Regions from separate parts of the Mus musculus genome. Here region 2 is linked to region 1. A link is a loop called in an ENCODE intact Hi-C map of the cell type or tissue named here. Cell type or tissue: gastrocnemius. All regions are shown on one strand. Links, peaks and the distances in the headings refer to the core of each region. The heading gives the core; the rest is flanking DNA.

The links. Peaks named below come from ENCODE experiments on the same cell type or tissue, not always from the same donor. Only the 100,000 strongest peaks of a DNase experiment are listed, where the experiment ranks them.
Region 2: a loop joins it to region 1, with 5 times the contacts of the local background. A loop is called at or near these places in 6 of 42 quality-filtered maps.

The regions. Positions count from the first base shown.
Region 1 is chr14:21,850,551-21,855,731 of GRCm38, forward strand. A430057M04Rik (RIKEN cDNA A430057M04 gene) reads left to right here. Exons shown (of 3, transcript NM_176925.3): 3 at 3,284-5,181. The coding sequence ends at 3,447. Among named protein-coding and RNA genes, the nearest start is that of Comtd1, 4.2 kb to the left of the region's middle. In gastrocnemius, for the core only: CTCF peaks have their summits at 2,983 (motif pointing left) and 3,480 (motif pointing left); DNase peaks (open chromatin) are centred at 1,675, 2,984, 3,470 and 3,719; H3K4me3 peaks cover 1,475 bases; H3K27ac peaks cover 3,007 bases.
Region 2 is chr14:21,671,605-21,676,785 of GRCm38, forward strand. Kat6b (K(lysine) acetyltransferase 6B) reads left to right here. Exons shown (of 17, transcript NM_017479.3): 17 at 1-874. Dupd1 (dual specificity phosphatase and pro isomerase domain containing 1) reads right to left here. Exons shown (of 4, transcript NM_001013826.2): 4 at 4,968-5,181. Among named protein-coding and RNA genes, the nearest start is that of Dupd1, 40 kb to the right of the region's middle. RefSeq lists an enhancer at 1,836-4,096. In gastrocnemius, for the core only: no CTCF peak of the experiment used is centred there; a DNase peak (open chromatin) is centred at 3,094; H3K27ac peaks cover 139 bases.

The DNA of each region.
Region 1 (5,181 bases), core at 664-4,663:
GGCCAGTGATAACAACGGGGCCACACTGCGGCCAGTGATAACAACGTGACAACCGGAAGCTGTTACTTAGCACCTGCTGGGTACCAGGTGCTCAACACCCAGCCATCCCTTGAAGCAGCGGTGTTGTTCCAATTTTCAAGAGAAGGAAAGTCCTGAATTGATCATCTCTCCGAGCTCACTGCCTAGCGCCTTGCCCTCCTAAATTTCCACCGTCTTTATCAGTACCTCCCTGGGACGCACACAGAGGGAAGAGGCAGCCGTGTCCCCGCTAGGCCTCTTCAGCGGGCTTGTGGCACCGAGTCCTTGTCCTTAGCCGGAGCCCTCTTCCCCATATCTGGGGACCGGGATGGCTTGCAAGTTCTCAGTGCATCTCACAGCCTTCCTCCTGCAACCTGGCTCCAGGCAGGAGCGGTGGAGGTGGGGGAAGCGGGCGAGGAGGGAGCCATGTCACCATATATCCCAGTCAGATTAAAAAACTAATTTGAAAAGATTAATGCCTTCCATTCCTGTTACGCTGGCTCTGATACCTCTGGGCCTGTGGCCGCTCTGCCTCCTGATTATTGAATTTTTATGGCCTGGTAATTAATTGCAGATTCCCTGTTTTGTTCTATTTCTTTTTCTCTGACATTTTAATTTCAACAGAAAGCACTGGTCTCTATGCAGATTCTCTCTGGAGACCCTAATGGTCTATAAAACAGAATGACTTATTCACGTGGCACCCACTTCAGCTGGCGAGCGATTGTTTGAAACCTTGCTGATCACGCAAAATTTAATTTTCCCACCTCCCTCTCCTTTTGGTCTTCATCTCTTGTCTCTTCCTATGCAGGGACAGTGCCTCTCGATCTTTTGCAGGGCCTTGTTGTAGGAGGCTGAGTCTAAAGTCAAGGCAGGGTTTGATCCCTTTCTTTGGCAGTGGGTTCGGAACTGGGTGCATGCAGATAAATGGGCATGTCTGGCCAAATTGGGTCATAGCTGTTCATAGACACAGGGCTGGGACAGACCCTTGTGCTTCTGCCCCATGCCTTCCGAATTCTGCTTCTTCCAGCCCTGCTGACATCAGGTGGGCTTGTCTCCTTCAGAGCCAGCGCCCTACCCCGCAGTAGCCTGGCTAGGACAGGGCACCAAGTGAAGGCAGAAGGTTCAATTGAACCGGAGGACTGGGAACTTGTGTCTCCAGGAGCCAGGCTGGTGAGACAAGTCAGGGGAGGGCGATAGGGCCCCATGGGGGCTGTCACTACAGTGCTCATGTTCCACCAGAGGATACCGGAGCCACTCAGTACTCACTGCGAGATAGAAAGATGGCCCAGTGTGGCCGGGGCTTCTGGGTCTTTGTTTGAATTCTTACAAACATCTGGGTTTGTTGTTTTAAACATTGTCAGTCAACCTATTTGAACTGTGACTGATTCAGCTCACAGGGGCTCCTACTCATTCCTAGTGCAAAGAGAAGTCACAGCGCGAAGTAGAATCCCTCAGGGTTGCTGGCTTCCCGTCCCTCTGTGGCCCCCAGGAACCTTCTTCGTCCCTCTGGGCCCTCCAGGGCCCTTTCCATATTTGGTTAGTTTCCCTTTATCCTGGGCTGTGAAGATATTCTTGGGTGGATTCCCAGGGCGTCCTGCCCCTGTTTCTCAGAGAAGCTTGCAGCTTGGCTTCCCCATGTCCGGGCCGGGACTGCCAGATTCTGAAGGGAAAGTTGGGAAAGTAACGCATCTTAATTTGAGGCTTTGGGAGGTCAGGCTGAGCCTCTGGGGAACCCTAGTGGACTGAGGAGGGAGGTAGACCATAGAACGGGTTTCTTGGGTTCCTCAAATTGACCGGGGAGGAACCCAGCAACTGGGGCACCTTCTGTGCTTGGATACTGGGCAGCTGGCACTGGCAACACCCAAAGTGCTTCAGTTTCCTCCTCGTTTGAGAGGCCAGATAGGGAAGCAGTAACGGACTCCAGAGTTAGATAGACCTAGGTTCAACTGTGGGACCCCAGTGACCCCAGCCTGCCTGAGCTCAGAACCTCTCAGATGGATAAAATGGGATTGTGACGGTTTGGCTCTTAGAGCTGCCTGTGTTTGGGGATACTGAAGGTGGAGCTTAGTTACAGAAAGCTGGGTCATTGTGGGTGTGGCAAGGAAGCGAATATTGGGACCCACCTTTCCTTCTGTTTCTGCTTCCCATTCTTCACGAAGTAAACAGCCTGTGGCAACTCCCCCTGCCACCACGAGGCACAGGGCCAGCATGTCCACACACAGCACCTTGCTGAATGACTATGGACCCAGAACTCTGAAATCTGACCCCCTTTCAAGATGGCCTCTCCCTGTATATCCCAGGCTATCCTTGATCTTCTGTTCTTCTCACCTTAGACTCTCAAGTGTCGGAATTACAGGGTCCATCACCATGCTGCTTTCGCTAACTTGGTTTTTTACATGTATTGTCACTGACTGCCGTGGGTATGGCGTTTTCTATTGCTGTATTATGAATATCCACAAACCCAGTAGCTTAAAAATACCAGTGCATGGACCTGAGTCTGTGAGGGAAGGAACCCTTGTGAGGTCAGCACTGTATACTCAGGATCTCCCGAGGATGGCAGTTCTCAGAGTGAGGGGGGCCTCTCCTCTAAGCGCGGGAGTTGTCTGCACAACTCACGTCCTTCTTTTGAGAGTTATCCACCTTGGAGGCCAGTCATGGCGTCTTCTGATGCCTCTGATTTCTCTGCCTTCTCCTTTGCTTCCAGGGACTCATGTGAAGTCTTCGTTATCTCCCCGTTTTCAGGTGAGCTGGCTAGGAACTTTAGCATCTTTTGCCGGTTAAGATAATGATCCAAAGAGTAACATCGACGGTAGAAGCCTTGGGGTCAGATTTTTGCCTGGCCCAAACTCCAGGCTTCCCCGAATGGTTATAAGGAGGCTGGCCTCCCCTTGCCTCTTTCCTCCAATGAGCAGATTCAGAAAGGACAGTGTGCCAGGCAGGGTCTTCTGATAACAAGCCACAGCGCCACCTTGTGGCAAACATCAGGTTCGACTTTACTACAAACAACAGAAGTCTCTCCAAATAGCACGTGGAAGAGGCCCAGAGGCTCAGGCTGGGATGTCCTACCATAAGATTGCTCTAATTAAAACCCAGCGCCTACCACAGCCCTCATAGCTCCGGGAGATTCCACCACAACCACCGCCGAACATTCACATTCCCCTTCTCCTGGATCACCACTTGACAGGTCTTCCACGTTTGCTGGCATCTGTAGCCAGCTCCCGTGCCTGTAGGAGTTTCTGAGAAAAGTGTCTGTCGTCTTTTCTAGGAAGGAAGACGCAGGCAGAGGCCAGCATCATCTCAGCGTGGAGAGAGGAGCTGCGGGGAGGCTTCAATGCTACTGCGCTAAGCCCCCCAGGAAGTATTGCCCACTCAAAGTGCCCACCCAAAACCAGCCACTCTAGGGGTGGCTGCAACTTGGCACCGGAATGAGCCAGTCTAGAAAGAGGAGCATGCACGCCCCCTGCTGGCAACTGCTCCAGTTACGGTTTTCCTTTTCCTTTTTCTTCTCTAGTCCTGATTGTCCCCTTCTACCCTCTCTCATCTCTCATCTGAGACAGGGTTTTACTGTGTAATCCAGGTTAGCCTCGAATTCACAGAGAGCCACCTGCTTCTGCTTCCTGCTTACAGTGTGTGCCACCACGCCGGCAAGGGTCCTTGATATTTCTTTTTCCCTTGCAGAGAAAGCTGCTTCTACCCTAGCTGGACCTCACAATATCCCTGGCAAGGTTTCTGAAGTGGAACTTCACAGCGGTCCAGGGAATCCTGCCAGGTGTGTAAACAGGACAAAGCAGTTAATACTTACCGCGTCCCCATCACTCCTTAGGATTTCCTATTGGCCCCTTTAATCCTCATACCGTTAGTCTACAGGGACAGGTACCATTTTAGCCCCATCTCATAGATGTGAGAGCCGAAACACAGACGGGTAAAGCAGCTTGTCCCACATTGCACAGCGTATAAGTAGCAGAGTAAGGATTTGAACTCAGATGTTTTAGTTTCAGGACTTAACAATTTTTTAAGGACCACACTATCCTGCAGGAAATGCCTTCCTCATCACGTGGCTTCTCTTTGGGGCAAGATAGCTGCTTGAGCTCCGGCCATTACAAATTATCTTCCTCAGATAATCAGGAAATAGGAAGGGACAAAACGGGACTCACTTCCTTCTTTTCATAAACAGAACAACATTCTGAAGGGTCCCTATAGACCTCTACTATTCCTCTTCTGACCACAGCCACATGGTCATACTTCTGCCAACAAATTGTTTTTATGTTTGTAATTATGACAAATCACTTGCAAAGTTAAAGGAAAGAATAGTTACTGGGAACATCTAGCATACACACACACACACACACACACACACACACACACACAAAGATACTGAAGACTCAGAAAGGCCAGTAATTATCTGAAGGTCACAAAGCTGGGAAAGGGTGGAGGTTAGATGTGTTGTTCCTGGATGAAACAGGTATCGCCCCAGAGACATGCTCAGTGGAGTGCTCAGAGGGAAGGACCTCTCATTAGACTTCCCGACCTCTAGGACCACCCAGGGCCACTGGTCAGATCTCCAGTGTCTTCCAGTCCCAGCCACCTCTCTGGCCCAGAACCAGTATCATGGTACCAGGCATGGCCAGCACCGACTTCATCCATCCCACTAAAGCCCACATCAGCTGTGCTCCCTGAATTTCTGTGGCTGACTCCTGAGAACTGAATAATTCAAGCCTATGTAATGGGCTAATGAATTTACTGACAAGCCAACGTGGTCGCAGTACTTGCAGTATAGAAATACTGAGTCCCAGGCAGGCAGGCAGGCAGGCAGGCAGGCCTAACATGAAGCTGTTGCCCCAGCCCTCCCTAGGGAACTTGGCCTGATGGAGTAGAAAGCCCACGTCAGCCTCACTGGTTCTTCCTCCTGCTGAGGAGCATGGTCAGGGGAAGAGGGCTGGTGGGACTTTTGATGGGAAGTAGAACCCGATAGAGCAGCAGACGTGGGTAGGAACACCCAACCCCTTCCCCACGTGCCCAAGTACCACGGTTCTTTATGAGGTAAATCAGGTTGAGGCACTGTAGCCCTGTCGCTGTTCTGTGTTGGGAATTTTGGGGTGGCTGTGAGCCCCTGGGGAGGAGACCAGCTTCCTTCCTCCTAACTTGCTCACCTGTAGAAGGTTC
Region 2 (5,181 bases), core at 790-4,789, 180 kb before region 1:
TTTCTGTTTTATAAATGCACACTTCTGTTTATTGAATGAAGCATATCTCAGTGTTTATCTGTCAGGTTTTGAAGCATTTCATATATGTCCAAATACTTGGCAGGATTTAAAAAAAAATAGTGAATTTGGTGTAAAGTTGCTATTTTATGGAAATGCCTCTAACTTTACATTTTCATTCCATCTGTAGATTTTTCTATCTTTATAAAATATTGGAGTTATTTTTTAAGGAAAAATAGAAAAGTAGCTTGTGAATAGCTCAAACTAAGCTTACAAATCGCATGTAAAAAAGCAGAAAAGTTATTTGTGTCTGTTTCTATTGCGTCCTTTTTTAGCCTTTGTACCTGGACAGGTGACAGTAAGGGCCAAGCAGGAGAGGCGGGCGCGGCCTTGTATAAAATAGGAGCCAGCGGGACTCTTGTATCTACCTGTTCTCTTTTTAGTCAGTTACTTCAAAAAAAAGAAAAAGCAAAAACAAAAAAACAAAAGCTGTACATTTTAACATAAAATAAATTATGATGAGCCATTTCTAGCCTCTCGTGTCCTGTCATGTTATGATTGATGGAGAATGACCAGCTGAGCTGTGTCATGTGTCACATTTCAGAACACATACACGATGGGGGAAATAAATTATTTAGTGTAAATTGAAGTTATGAGATTTTTTTTTTCTGATTTGTTTTGACTTTGGGGGAGGGGTTGGCAATAAGTATGAATGAGTACTATCTAATAAAACCATCACCTATACCAAATACCTATTTAATAAATTAATTTATAATGGATTTTAATGCTTTTCCATGAAAGTTGACTTTATGCTGGTGCATACCTTCTGTATGCCAATCATTGTCTTTAAATAAAGTGAGTTTGGTTTTTTCTTTTTGACTTTGATCTTCATTTTGCCCAGAGCTCCCACATAGATAATCCATTTGCTTCCTTTGTGCCAAGCACGTGTAAAGCCCCAGAGGCCTGGTACCACACTAGCAAGCTGCTTGCTTTTTTTTTTTTAAAGACAAGTCACAAGCTTCTGACTCATGGTGGTATGTCTCAAGATTCAAGTCTTTTCCAAAGTGTGGAGGTTTTACTCTGTTGTGAATGATTGTATGTTTTCTTTAGTGTTTATAGTAACACACACAACATGAATGCTTATACACATTCCATGGCATTCAGAGAAAGTTTTGACTGTGAGTTAAAATATTTGCTTACTTGAGCAACAAATTTAGAAGTAAATTCTTGGCTTGTTACCTGTATGCGTTTGGCTCACTAAGTTTGCAAGGCATCTAAGCAGGCGCTTGAAACTCTGCAGGTCAAACCGTCCATAACTTGGCCTCAAGCAGGCAGAGCAGTGCATCCACACCAGCGCAAAAGGCCACCCCGGTGCTCTTGCCCTTGCTTGCTTTCTATGAGTGTACGGTGGGGTTAACATCCACATTTTACCTTTGAGCCATCTGCTCCCAACAAGCCAGTGGAGTAATCTCTCAAATGGATGAGGGAGGCTTCAAAGAAGGCAAAGCGAGAGCAAAATGTAATTTTGAGAGAAAGAAAGCATGCTGTCCGTCTTCTGAGCAGCAGATGATGCTGTGCCGTTTGTCTGGATTGATTGCTAGAGCAGATGGGAGTGGCTGAGGGTCCCAGCGCTGCACATCTGGCAGGAAGCTGTTGTGTGTCTAGGAACCCTACTGAAACCCCCTCCTCCACTTTTTATGTGCTAATTTAGTATCTTGTGTCTTTGGGGGTATAGGCACTCCCATTTCCCTTTGACAGTAGCCTGTCAATCAATCAGACCTTTGCCCTCTTGCTTGTTTCACAGTCCAAGGGAGCTTATGGATCAAGTGCTAGTAGCTGTTCCACACCTGCCAGATCAGCACAGTGGTTCCTTGTGACACTGGGAGATGGCTTAGATCTGTCATAACTGGACATGACTGCTTTTAGACTGGAATCCTCTGATAGCCCTCATCTTTAAAACCAGCAATATGTTCTCTCCTTTGTAAGAGTGATCATCTGATGCCAACGGCACTTAAATAGCTCACATGGTGCCTACCCAGGTATGCAGGCCTTGCTTGCCAACATACTGTTAGAAATAGTGACCCAGACTGCCTTTGTCAGCACTCCGCCCCCATAAACTACACACACTGCCCAGGAGTGGGAGGAACACAACAAAGTTAATTGCCCCCAACTCACCCAGCTACAAATTGTAAAGCTGCAATCTATCCAGATGACCGGAATCAGCTCTCCTAAACACGAGTCTGAAATGGCCCGAACTTGTCACGTCTCTGCCATAAAATCTGTACTGCTCAGTGAATGCGGGATCCTTTGTTGGAGGACTCGAACCCAGATGCAGCCTCCTGCCATCTTTCTGGGGTGGCTTTCCTGTGTCTTCCTCCTTTACCCACTGATACCCAGAACGTTATTTCCCTCTGGTCTTGAGCATTTCTTCCGCCTCAAGATTCCAAGTCAAATTTCTAGAATCTTCTGCCCCCTCAAGGCTGTGTGCACCAAGTGCCAGCTCCCCCGTGTGTTCTCAGGTTCCCTCTTTCCTACTGAGGAAGAGAGCTATGGATTATTTCTTAAAGGTTTTGTTTTTATATTAAGTATAGGAGTGTTTTGCCTGCACTGTATGTGTGTCCCTGGTACCCATGGAAGCCAGAAGAGACTTTGGGTCCCCTGGAACTGGAGTTGCAGGCAGTTGTGAGCCACCGTGTGTGTGCTGGGAACCAAACCTGGGTGTTCTTCACCACTGAGTCAACTCTCCAGCATAGGTCAGGAATTCAAAACCAGCCTGGGCTGCTCAGGCAGTGAGAGGCTTTCTCAGACCCTCCTAGCAATAAAGGTTTCTCAGTGAGAAATGAGCTGCTTGGGATTTTTTTTCTATCAAAGGTGGCTAACCCACCAAGAGCCAATATTCCCTAGGTCACCCCCACCTTGTAAAACTTTTTTTCAAATCTTTTCATCTCCCCTGCTCTGTAAAACTTTGAAGTAAAGGCCTTGGCTCTTGCCGGTTTCCTCTTTCCTTCATTTCCTTCTCTATGCTTTCCAAATTAGCCAGGCTAGGGTAGACTGTGAGATTTTGAACCTCAGCCAGTGGAGCAGCCAAGCTCCCCCTTGCGTTAAGGATAAAAGGCAGGCCAGCTTGGCCCTCTGTGTGCTTACCAGCCCCATTTGGCTTGAGCACGCCTTATTTTACAGTAAGAAGTGGCCTTCCCCGGTTAACTTCGAGTTTATTTGAGAGCACAAGAGAAAGCAGGTTCCTTCCCAACACCCCACTAACTTGTCTGAGGTGGCCTCTCCCCACCATTTCATCTCCCGTATCCCACACTGCATTTTATTACCATCTGCACTTTGTAATTTGCTTAATCGGTTTTAGAATGTACTATAAATCTCAATAATGCTTTTTAACCAAACGAAAACGTTGCTTATGAAGTCTTTAAACACTAAACTTTCTGTTCCTCCATTCTCCTACTTCTAAATTCCAGGAGTCAGCAGGACCAGACAGCTAACACTAGGTTCTCTGCTTCAAAAGGACTCCACTCCAGGGAAAGGGGGGATGTGGTATGAGGTACGGGGACAGTGGCTCCAGAAAATCCTGAGTGGGACTATGTATGTTCTATCCTACATGTGCGTTCACCTTCAGCGAGTATGTCATGAAAATAGAAATGCTGACTTGTCTGGATACTGAATAGATGAGACCAACAGAGCTGAGGTCAAAAGGAGCCAGCAGGATGCTCTGATGAAACGCCTAAGTAGGAACGACTTTGACCCTGGGTTCCTACCCCAGGAGCCCTTGGCTCATAGGACACCAAGTGTGGGTCATCATGGAGTCCATCTGCTGGCCTCTACCACTCCAGTGTTCTCTCCCTCAGAACCATGAGAGCCCTGCTTTGTCCAGCCAAGCACCTGGCCCAATGAGCACTGTCTCCAGTCTTGCTGCCTGACAAGAGCAGGTGACTCGGTGTGTTGGCGGTACAGCTTTGCCTGTTGCCTTCGCAACGTTGTGGCAATGTTTTGGTTTTTTAAACTTATTAGGAAACCAATATTGTAACTGTTAAGTGAGTCTCTGGTAATCTCCCTTACCTATGTTAAGAGAGGACCCAGCCTTCTCCTGAACTAAGGGCACCCAGAGCATCCTCAGAATTCCTGGAAACCAACCTGTCCACAAGGTCCCAAGCTACAGGTGGCATGAAAGTAAAACAGCTTCCCCAGGAGTCACAGTGACCTGGATGACTTTACCCAGCTGCCCTGGACTCCAGCACCCTACAGTAAGAACATGTCTTGGATTTTTTAGTTCACACTGAAGACATGGGCCCTTCCTATCCTTCTCCAGCAGGCATTAGACACACACACACACACACTTTCTCCAGGACGCTGTCGTTCATGATGCTCCACTGCTGGTGTCCTCTCTCAGCAGCCTCTCTCTAGGTTCCATCTTCTCAGGGCTGCTGGTTCTGGAAGCCCACATGCGGGGTTGTGCTGCTGCTGCTGCTGCTGCTGCTTTCTCAAGAGTGAAGAATGACCATCAGGTGCCAGCTTAACTCAGCTCATCTGGCTGCTTCCCCCCTCCCCCCCCCCCCCCCCCCCGTTCCATGCAAACCACACATCTGCGGTGTGAGTAAAAAAAAACAAACCTCCCTGCTACCCTTACTGAAGGCAAAGGAGTATTCTGGTCCCCTAAAACTAAGTGCCCTGCCTCTCCTTTTCTCCCAAATTGTGAGGTTACACTCTTCCCTGTCTAAATTTACCACAACCCACTTGGATGCTGGCAGCTCTGGCTATGGCGATGCAAGGAAAGGCATTTCTGTTCAGAGGCTCAGGACACCATGCCTACCCCTGCCAGGTGCCTGCGCACATGTACATGGACTGCACTGAATAAGAAATGTGATTCTGTCCAGGCTTCCTCCCAAGTCCTAAGGCCTGTCCTGTAACACAGCTTACCAGGCAAATTTCTGTGGTTGAAAAAAAAAATCAAGCTCTATTTTTTTATCTTTTTATAATAACATGATTTTTCCCTTTCAGAGCCAAGCATTTAATCACAACACAGTACCCACACATTAAAACAAAACAAAAAACAGCCCAAACAAAGGAAACCTTTTTTTGCTTCCAACTTAAAGACAGGAGATTGTGGAGAGCGGTACCTTTTCCTTACCCAGATCCCCCTGCAGCTGACTTGGCCTACCATGAGGCAAAGAACTAGAC